Regions from separate parts of the Homo sapiens genome. Here all the other regions are linked to region 3. A link is a contact called in ENCODE Hi-C or POLR2A ChIA-PET data. All regions are on one chromosome and are shown on one strand. Each heading gives the region's core, a stretch centred on a gene start or an enhancer-like site at or near the end of the contact. The rest is flanking DNA. Distances are from core to core; before and after follow the strand shown.

Region 1 (2,700 bases), core at 166-2,665, 600 kb after region 3:
CAAATCCTAGCTAACACTAAACCTTATATATGTTTCATTATGTACTTTATTTAAAAAAATTTTTTTTAGACAGGGTTTCAGTCTGTCACCCTGGCTGGAGTGCAGTGGCACCATCATGGCTCACTGCAGCCTCGACCTCCCAGGCTCAAGTGATCCTCCTGCCTCAGTCTCCTAAGTAGCTGGGACTACAAGTGCACACCACCATGCCCAGTTAATTTTCTTTTTTTTTTGTAGAGACAGGGTTTCACCATGTTATCCAGCTGGTCTCGAACTCCCGAGCTCAAGCAATCTGCCTGCCTCAGCCTCCCAAAGGGATAGGATTACAGACATGAGCTACTGCACCTAGCCTCACCATGTACTGTTTGCTGTTGTTGTTGTTGTTTGAGACAGAGTTTCACTCTTATCACCCAGGCTGGAGTGCAATGGTGTGATCTTGGCTCACTGCAACCTCTGCCTCCCAAGTTCAAGCAATTCTCCAGCCTCAGCCTCCCGGGTAGTTGGAATTACAGGCGTGTGCCACCATGCCCGGCTAATTTTGTATTTTTAGTAGAGACAGGGTTTCTCCATGTTGGTCAGGCTGGTCTCGAACTCCCAACCTCAGGTGATCCGCCCGCCTTGGCCTCCCAAATTGCTGGGATTACAGGCGTGAGCCACCACACCCGGCCCTCACAATGTGCTTTCTTATAAGTCAAACTCTACCAGGTAACTTATAAATCGTAAATGAATCCCACTCCAAATTTCTGAATTATTCCAGTTTTTATGTGACATTTTTGATGGGATAAATGAGCATTAGTAGTAAATGTGCTATATTGAAAGAGAAACACAAAAAATGGGAGAATGAACATGAATGTATTATTTTTCTAATATATTGAGTGTGGGAGTCTTAAACCTTCCAATTATTAAAAGGGTCAATGATGGATCCAGTAGTTTAAATTATAATGTTAATATTTGGGCCTGGAAATATATTTTTAAATTATTTATATTCAATCAGCTTTAAAATATTGTAAAACTAGAAAACTGTAATTCAAATTATCTTCTTGTAACATCACTGCTTTAGGAAGTTTCTAGTTCCAAGTAAGATGGAGTGAGCAAATCCCAACCTATCTCTCCTACTGAATGTAGCTATTAACCTGGAAAGAATGCATGGCTCCCAAACTTGAGGACTGAAAAGTAAATCGAAACAGAAAGGTTGGAGAAGAAGGCATGAATATGAAGTACCACTGAACATGCAGAGAGCTTACCATTTTTTCCCCTCTGATATCCCTAGTCTGGACTTGTGCAGCCCAAAAGCCTGAAGTCCAAATCAGTGTGGACAGAAAGAGCTCCAGGAGAAGGCTTCTAGATCTGGCTTGAGGGGTGGAAAAAGAGTTTCCTAATATACAGACAAAGTGGGGGAAATCTCATGTGCTTTGTTTTTTGTTTTGTTTTGTTTTTCTTTTCTCCATTCTCTAGCACCCAAACCTCAAGTAATCCTATAAAAGCAGAAGTGAAAATGACATTAATGGTAAGAGGAGCAGGCAGGTGCCTAAAACTTTGAGAAAAGAGAACTTTCCTCTCTGATCAGAGGTGCTGTGTTCCCAAAAATCAGAGTAGGGTAAATGGCAAACCCCCACTGCTTTCTTTTTTCATCTCTGTCCTCCCACTGCCTCGCTCCAGACATAAGCGTAGTTACGGAAAGTGAACAGAAAAGTAGCGTATGTACTTGGCTGGGCACAGCAGCTCATTCCTATAATCCCAGCACTTTGGGAGGCCGAGGTGGGAGGATCACTTGAGCCCATGAGTTCGAGACCAGCCTGGGCAACACAGTGAGACACTGTCTCTACAAAAAATACAAAAATCCGTTGGGTGTGGTGGTGCGTGCCTGTAGTCCCAGCTACTCAGGAGGCTGAGGTGAGAGGATCTCTGGAGCCCGGAGGTCAAGGCTGCAGTGAGCTGAGATTGCACACCTCAGCCTGGGCAACAGAGAGAGACTCTGTCTCAAAAATAAAATGAAAAACAAAACCCAAGTTTTCTGATCAGAGAACTATAAAAGGGAGCCCCAAGGAATTGGGATAAAACTAGGAAATTGAGTAGAGGAAGGAGCAAAAGTTTATGATTTCTGAGGTAACTCCCAAGCTGTACATGTGTGGATCTGATCCTCAACACTGTACCACAGGCTGTGAGAACTGAACTACACAGTTCCTGCCTCAGACCTTGACTGACCACTGGGTCAAGAACATTCAGGACTGATCCAAATAACACTGCAAAGCCTTTAAAAACAGAACTGATATTAAAATTACAACCTAGAGAAGTCTAATTGGAGTTTACAGTCTAATCCCAACCTGACTGATTATGGCTAACACAAAAATGTCAACATTCACTCCAGGATTTAAACAAAACCTCTAGTCTCGTAGCATAATATTCAAAATATCCAGGATACAATCTAAAATTACTCAGCATTTGAGAAACCAGAAAAATCTAAACTGGGAAAAGATAATTGATAGACACTAACACTAAGATGACACAGATGTTGGCATTATCTGACAAAGACATTAAAGTAGGTGTTATAAAAATATTCCAAAACATCCTTGAAATAAATGAAAACATAAAAAAAAGAAAGTCTTGGCAAAGATTTCCCTTTTTTTTTTTTTTTTTTTTTTTTTTTAGGACAGAGTTTTACTCTTGTTGCCCAGGCTGGAGTGCAATGGGGCAGTCTCAGCT
Region 2 (2,700 bases), core at 63-2,562, 520 kb after region 3:
CATTCTGTATGATTTGGGGGAGACAGGTGACCTGAGTTCAATCCTAAACTGATAATTTACTAATCATGTGACCTTGGGCAAATTACCTTAACTTCTGAAAGCCCTGGTAAAAATCCCACTTGATAATAAAATCGAGTCCAGGATAATAAAATAAAAATCAAGTGGGAGTACTTTTCACTCTGTAACCAACTACTGCTGAATTATTCTTTTCCTTTTTTTGGACAGTCTCACCCTGTCACCCAGGCTGGAGTGCAGTGTTGTGATCTCTCCTGGGCTCAAGCGATCCTCCCGTCTCAGCCTCCCAAGTAGCTGGGATTACAGGCGTGCACCACCATGCCCAGCCTGAGATAGCTTCTGTAATTATTCTAGCACAATGCTAAGCACTTGCAGCAGGTGAGTGGTTTGTTTCCTTTACACTCCCTACAAGAAATGTGAATGCAATGCTCTTCAGTTTTGGAGAACACAGGCAAACAACTGTATGTGCTAAATCATCTGACTTCATTTTGATCACAAGGGCTTCCACCAGCCAATGAATACTTGCTGTGAATGCTGCCCAATGTCGGGCCTGAGGAAAACCAGACAGTGGCTTCATGTCATTTTTTAAATCATGTCTGATATATTTCATTGGAGCTTTTCCCCCCCAATACCCAAAGAGATACCCAAAGAGAACTCTGAAAACACCAATACCCCAATTTCCTGCTTTGTGCCTGCATTTCTCTAAATATTTCCATCTGAACTTTGTCTGCGAGTATTAGGTCAGATGTCTACTGTAATTACCAGGCATCCTGGGGACTGTAATTAAAAGGCAGTTTGAAATGACTGACACTTTGATGGTGATTCTAGCCATTTCTATTTTCTGACAACGAATCTTCCTCAAAAATTTTACTGCCCCCTCATGTCCTTGCTCCCTGATTTTTCTTCAGTTAGGCACTCCGTAATTCAGCAGCATTCTTTTCTTTCCACAATTTATCTCCCTACTCCCCTTCTCATCACTTGGGTCCGGCCGGTGAGCAAGGAGGAAGAAACCCAAAGGGATCTTCAGGGTCCGCGCCCCGCAAAAGGTCTCACAGCAGAGACGTACAGGAGAGGTGACCCAACCCCCGGACCTGGATGGGGCCCTTATGGGAAAAACCCCGTGTTTGCTTCAGGCCATTCTATGCGGCATCCACGAGGTCTGTGGGCCAGCGGCACGGCGCGGCCCTGTCCCCCAAAAAGGAGGAGAGGCAGGAGGAAGAGGAAGTGGCCGTACAGGCCGAAGCCTTGTGGAGCCTCAGTGCGGGGCTTGGCCAGGTCCTAGGGGGCGTGGCCTCGGAGGCGAAAGCGCAGGGCGGGGCCGAGGTGTAGGAACCGGGAGGGGCCTCGTGGGGGGAGGAGACTCGTGGGGGCGGGGCCCAAGGGAGGCGGGGTGGGGCGGGGCCGCGGCCAGAGGAAGCCCCTCCCGGTTTCCCTTGACAGGGTCACCTGCCTGCAAGCCACCTGCGCTCCCCTTCCTCTCCCACAGCCTACATGACCAGTGTGGGTCGCCAGCCTGAGCGAGGGTGCTCAGGTGGTTTCTACTCTCATTTTCACTTTCCAGTGCCGCTGCCGACTTGGAGGGGAGAAAGGGGCGGGGCAAACCCTGGTTTCGCCCCCCCGCCCTCAGGCTGGCTGCCACGCGGGGGCGCAGTCAGGGGGTCTGCGCTGTGTGGGTAGGGGGTCTTCAGGGCTGCCCCTCCGCAGTGCCACCCTAAGCCAAGATTCCCACCCCTGAGGCAATCCAGGATGAAATGCACACTGGCTGGGGTCATGTTAAGTAACAGAAGTATTCCCAGGCCCCAGCTATCTAAAAATATTCTTCCAGCTTAACGGGTTAGTTGCCTTTTTTTTTTTTTTTTTTGTATTTTGTTTTTTCCTTTAAGTAGAAAACTGGACCCTGAGAAATACGTACGGCCAGGCTAACCTGTGAGCAGCAGGACATGGCACACCCTGGGAAGCGAAGACAAGGTTCTCCCTCCCTCCCAATTGCTCATATGTGACATGGGTCCTCTCTCAGCGGCTCCCTGCACAGGATTCTTTTTTCAGAGAGGCTATTCCATTTCTCTAGTTTTGTGACACCCTCTTCACTGAATTCCTTCACTTTAGCTTAAGTCTTGATTGTGTCACCTACCCCAATGCTAGTCTAAAGGACTAAAGAGAGTAAGCCTTTCGAGGAAAGAAAGAAAACTATATAATTGCTTTTTATGTATTCGGTTTAACCAGCCAACTTCTGTGCTACACGGTGGGAAAACAAAGACATATATGACACAGAAAAGTAACTATACTCCAGCATTATACATTTAATAACAAAAACATATGGTAGACACAAAGGTAGAATAGGTGAGGGGGTGACTAATTTCATGAGATATGGGGAATGGGAGCCTAAGAAAAAGTTTTGGCCGGGCGCGGTGGCTCGCGTCTGTAATCCCAGCACTTCGGGAGGCCGAGGCGGGCAGATCACTTGAGGTCAGAAGTTCAAGACCAGGCTGGCCAACATGGTGAAACCTCGTCTCTACTAAAAATACAAAAATTAGCCGAGCGTGGTGGCGCGTGCCTGTAGTCCCAGCTACTGGGGAGGCTGAGGCGGGAGAATTGCTTGAACCCAGGAGGCGGAGGTTGCAGTGAGCCAAGATCGAGCCATTGCACTCCAGCCTGGGCAAAAAAGCGAGACTGTCTCAAACAAAC
Region 3 (2,700 bases), core at 72-2,571:
GCAACTGGGCGCGGACTCGCTCTTAGGCGAAATCCGCAAACGGTGTGACGTGTGCGCGCTGTGGCCCCAAAGGCCGGTCTTACAGCGACCTGGGCGTTCGAGGTCGTGTCCTCGAGAGCTATAGGGAGCCTGCCGAGGCCACCTGACGGCGGTGTCGCGTCTACACTGCCGGTTGGACTCTCAGGCACCCGCTACTCAGCGCCCTGCTTCCCGGCGCCGGGAATCACGAGCCCGCCAGCACCGCGGGACTTGCAGCGCCCTCCGCCCTTCGCAGGCGGCCCAGACAGCCCCGTCCCGCCCTAGCGTTAGGAGACGCGCAGCGGAACCCCGGCGGCCCCAGCCCCTCCCCGCCCGCGCGTCCCCGCGTCCCCGCGTCCCCGCGCGACCCGCCTCCCAGATCCCGGCTGGGGCTCCCGGGCGCGCCGCGGCAGGGCGGGGCGGGGCCGGGGGCGGGGCCTTCTGGCAGTTTCTGGGAGCTGCGAACGCGCCGCCCCGGGGCTCGGCGGCCGGAAACGCTGGCTTCGGAGCCTTAGGCGCCGCGGCCTTTCCTTGTTTTCCGCCCAGTCCACGCCGCCATGGCCAAGTGGGGCCAGGGGAACCCCCACTGGATCGTGGAGGAGCGGGAGGACGGGACCAACGTGAACAACTGGCGCTGGCGCGGCTGGCGGCGGCCTCCTTCCGGGATCTGGGGAGGGCCGGGCCGCGGGAGCCGGGGCTGCCCTGGGGTCTGTGCGGGGCCGCGGGGCCAGGGGGTCAGGGGGCCGCCCCCCCTCAGCTGCTGGACGCAGGGCTCGGCCTTCGCCTCTCGGCTCGGGAGAGTCCTTGAGTACGGAGACCGGCTAGGAGGGTTGCAGCTGCCTCTTTTTGAAAGTTGGGTTGGGCCCCAAGAGTGACTTCCGACAGACCTTTCCACTCCCACCGTCTGTGGCCTGAGGGCCTTCCCTTCTCCTCCCGCCCACCCCTCTGGATGTTTCGGGGAGTTAGAAGGGAGCTGGATTGAGAGACTGTGTTAGGGGCGGGGGTATGGAACGTAGTGGAAAGGGCAGAAATTTGGATCTCAGTTCGCGCCCACCCCGCAGGCGCCTCCCGCGAGCCGGGCCCTCTGTGAGTGAGACAAGCTCCCCTTCCTTTACGCGCCTCACCTGGCGCGTGGGGAGAGGTCGGCAGCCCTCCGCCGCAGAACCTCCGGAAGGGATGTCCTCTGCCCTGCGCCTCTGGCCGGGGCTGTGGTCCCTCCAGGCCGTCGAGGGGATGCTGAGGCCGGTCCCCAGAGGAGCATGACTTGGCTGGTCCGGAGGAGCTCTGAGGGCATGGGCAATCTTGGCTCGCTGCAACCTCAGCTTCCAGAGTTCAAGCGAGTCTCCTGCTTCAGCCTCATGAGTAGCTGGGACTACAGATGCGTGCCACTACGTCCGTCTGATGTTTGTATTTTTAGTAGAGACAGGGTTTCACCATGTTGGTCAGGCTGCTCTCGAACTCCAGATCTCGTGATCCGCCCGCCTGGGCCTACTAAAGTGCTGGGATTACAGGCGTGAGCTAGATCTGACTTTCTAGTGTCCTAGCCTTGGCCCGATGGACATGTCATTTCTCTCAGCTCGTTTCTGTCCCCTAAAGTGAGAATATTGCCTGGGAAGATTACATTAGACGATGTATATGCGAAGACACTTGATAGCTGGTATTGTCATGATTCTGATTAGTTCACTACTGCTACTTTCCCTGTGGCCTAGGCTTTGCCTATTTCCAGTGGGCGAGCTAGCTAGATCCTCCTCCCTTAAATAAGCCAGTGTTTTTAAGACAGAATACTACTTGCATAGTGGACAATAATATCTTAAAGAACTGAGCAGGATGAAAAGAATTTGATAGAAAGCAGGTTTGAGGAGCACATTGGAGGTTGGCAGGTTTCGAGGCTGCTTGAGAGGACTTGGGCCGATCTGGGCTGGGCTTGGACGTGACCCTGGCACCCAGGCAGGTGGATCCCAGCTGGGGCTTCCATTCACGACTTTCTGGTCCCTGGCAGGACAGAGCGGGATGCCACCAGCTTGTCCAAAGGGAAGTTCCAGGAGCTCCTGGTGGGCATCGTTGTGGAGAATGACGCTGGCCGCGGCGAGATCAACGAGTTGAAGCAGGTGGAAGGGGAGGCTTCGTGCAGCAGCCGCAAAGGAAAGCTGATTTTCTTCTATGAGTGGAACATCAAACTGGGCTGGAAAGGTAACAGGGGCCTCAGGGTACTAGTGGGGCTGGGGACAAAGTGCGTTCATCATTCAGCGAATGTTTTTACAGCCCCTGCTATGGGCCTGGCACACTGACTGGCTCCTGAATCAGCGTTGGTAGATCCTGACACTCTGGCCACACTTGAGTTCCATGGGCCAAGAAGGATGGGGATTTCCCTTCTCGCAGCACTCGCAGCTGCTTAGAGCTCATTGCTGTCAGCTGGGCCCTCTTCTACCAGGCCCTTGTGAACAGGAGTCTCCCGGCATTGCTGCCTGGAGCACTCTTCCCCCAGGTAGCTGCCTGCCTCCTTCAGGTCTTTGTCCTGAGTAAAGCCATCTCTGTGCATCCTTGGAGACTCCTGCCTTGTGCCATCTTTCTTCCCTACTTTATTTTTCCCCAAGGCACTGAAACTTGCTTTACAAAACTATTTTGCTTACTGTCCTGCTCCCTCTTTCTGTCATTCAGTAGGGTAGGGATTTCTTTTAAAAA

The links. Hi-C counts contacts between places; a loop is a spot of excess contacts on that map. ChIA-PET counts read pairs that join two places held with the same protein, here RNA polymerase II (POLR2A). Pooled maps may share reads with other maps.
Region 1: a loop to region 3 is called in a pooled map, with 2.4 times the contacts of the local background. The contact joins the enhancer-like site here to the promoter of C2orf74-AS1 in region 3. A Hi-C loop is called at or near these places in 9 of 168 maps with a recorded cell type or tissue (B cell, CD4-positive, alpha-beta T cell, CD4-positive, alpha-beta memory T cell and 4 more), 10 of 37 single-sample maps with no recorded cell type and 27 of 50 pooled maps. POLR2A ChIA-PET finds 5 or more read pairs at or near these places in 7 of 52 experiments (CD4-positive, alpha-beta memory T cell, HepG2, PC-9 and 3 more).
Region 2: a map of CD8-positive, alpha-beta T cell shows a loop between it and region 3 (5-fold over the local background). The contact joins the enhancer-like site here to the promoter of C2orf74-AS1 in region 3. A Hi-C loop is called at or near these places in 5 of 168 maps with a recorded cell type or tissue (CD4-positive, alpha-beta T cell, CD8-positive, alpha-beta T cell and naive thymus-derived CD4-positive, alpha-beta T cell), 7 of 37 single-sample maps with no recorded cell type and 17 of 50 pooled maps. POLR2A ChIA-PET finds 5 or more read pairs at or near these places in 2 of 52 experiments (OCI-LY7 and activated CD4-positive, alpha-beta T cell).

What each region holds. Positions count from the first base shown.
Region 1 is chr2:61,774,661-61,777,360 of GRCh38, forward strand. No RefSeq gene overlaps it. Among named protein-coding and RNA genes, the nearest start is that of FAM161A, 78 kb to the right of the region's middle. Within about 2 kb of position 1,416, at least 3 of the 41 ENCODE cell types and tissues checked have a DNase peak (open chromatin) inside an H3K27ac peak, as active enhancers do; they include B cell, where a contact is called at or near this core.
Region 2 is chr2:61,693,424-61,696,123 of GRCh38, forward strand. No RefSeq gene overlaps it. Among named protein-coding and RNA genes, the nearest start is that of XPO1, 160 kb to the left of the region's middle. RefSeq lists enhancers at 1,039-1,168, 2,441-2,700 and a silencer at 1,309-1,468. Within about 2 kb of position 1,313, at least 29 of the 41 ENCODE cell types and tissues checked have a DNase peak (open chromatin) inside an H3K27ac peak, as active enhancers do; they include CD8-positive, alpha-beta T cell, where a contact is called at or near this core.
Region 3 is chr2:61,176,964-61,179,663 of GRCh38, forward strand. C2orf74-AS1 (C2orf74 antisense RNA 1) reads right to left here and starts at 1,322. Exons shown (of 2, transcript NR_183879.1): 1 at 1,143-1,322. It also overlaps the pseudogene AHSA2P. RefSeq lists a silencer at 228-777.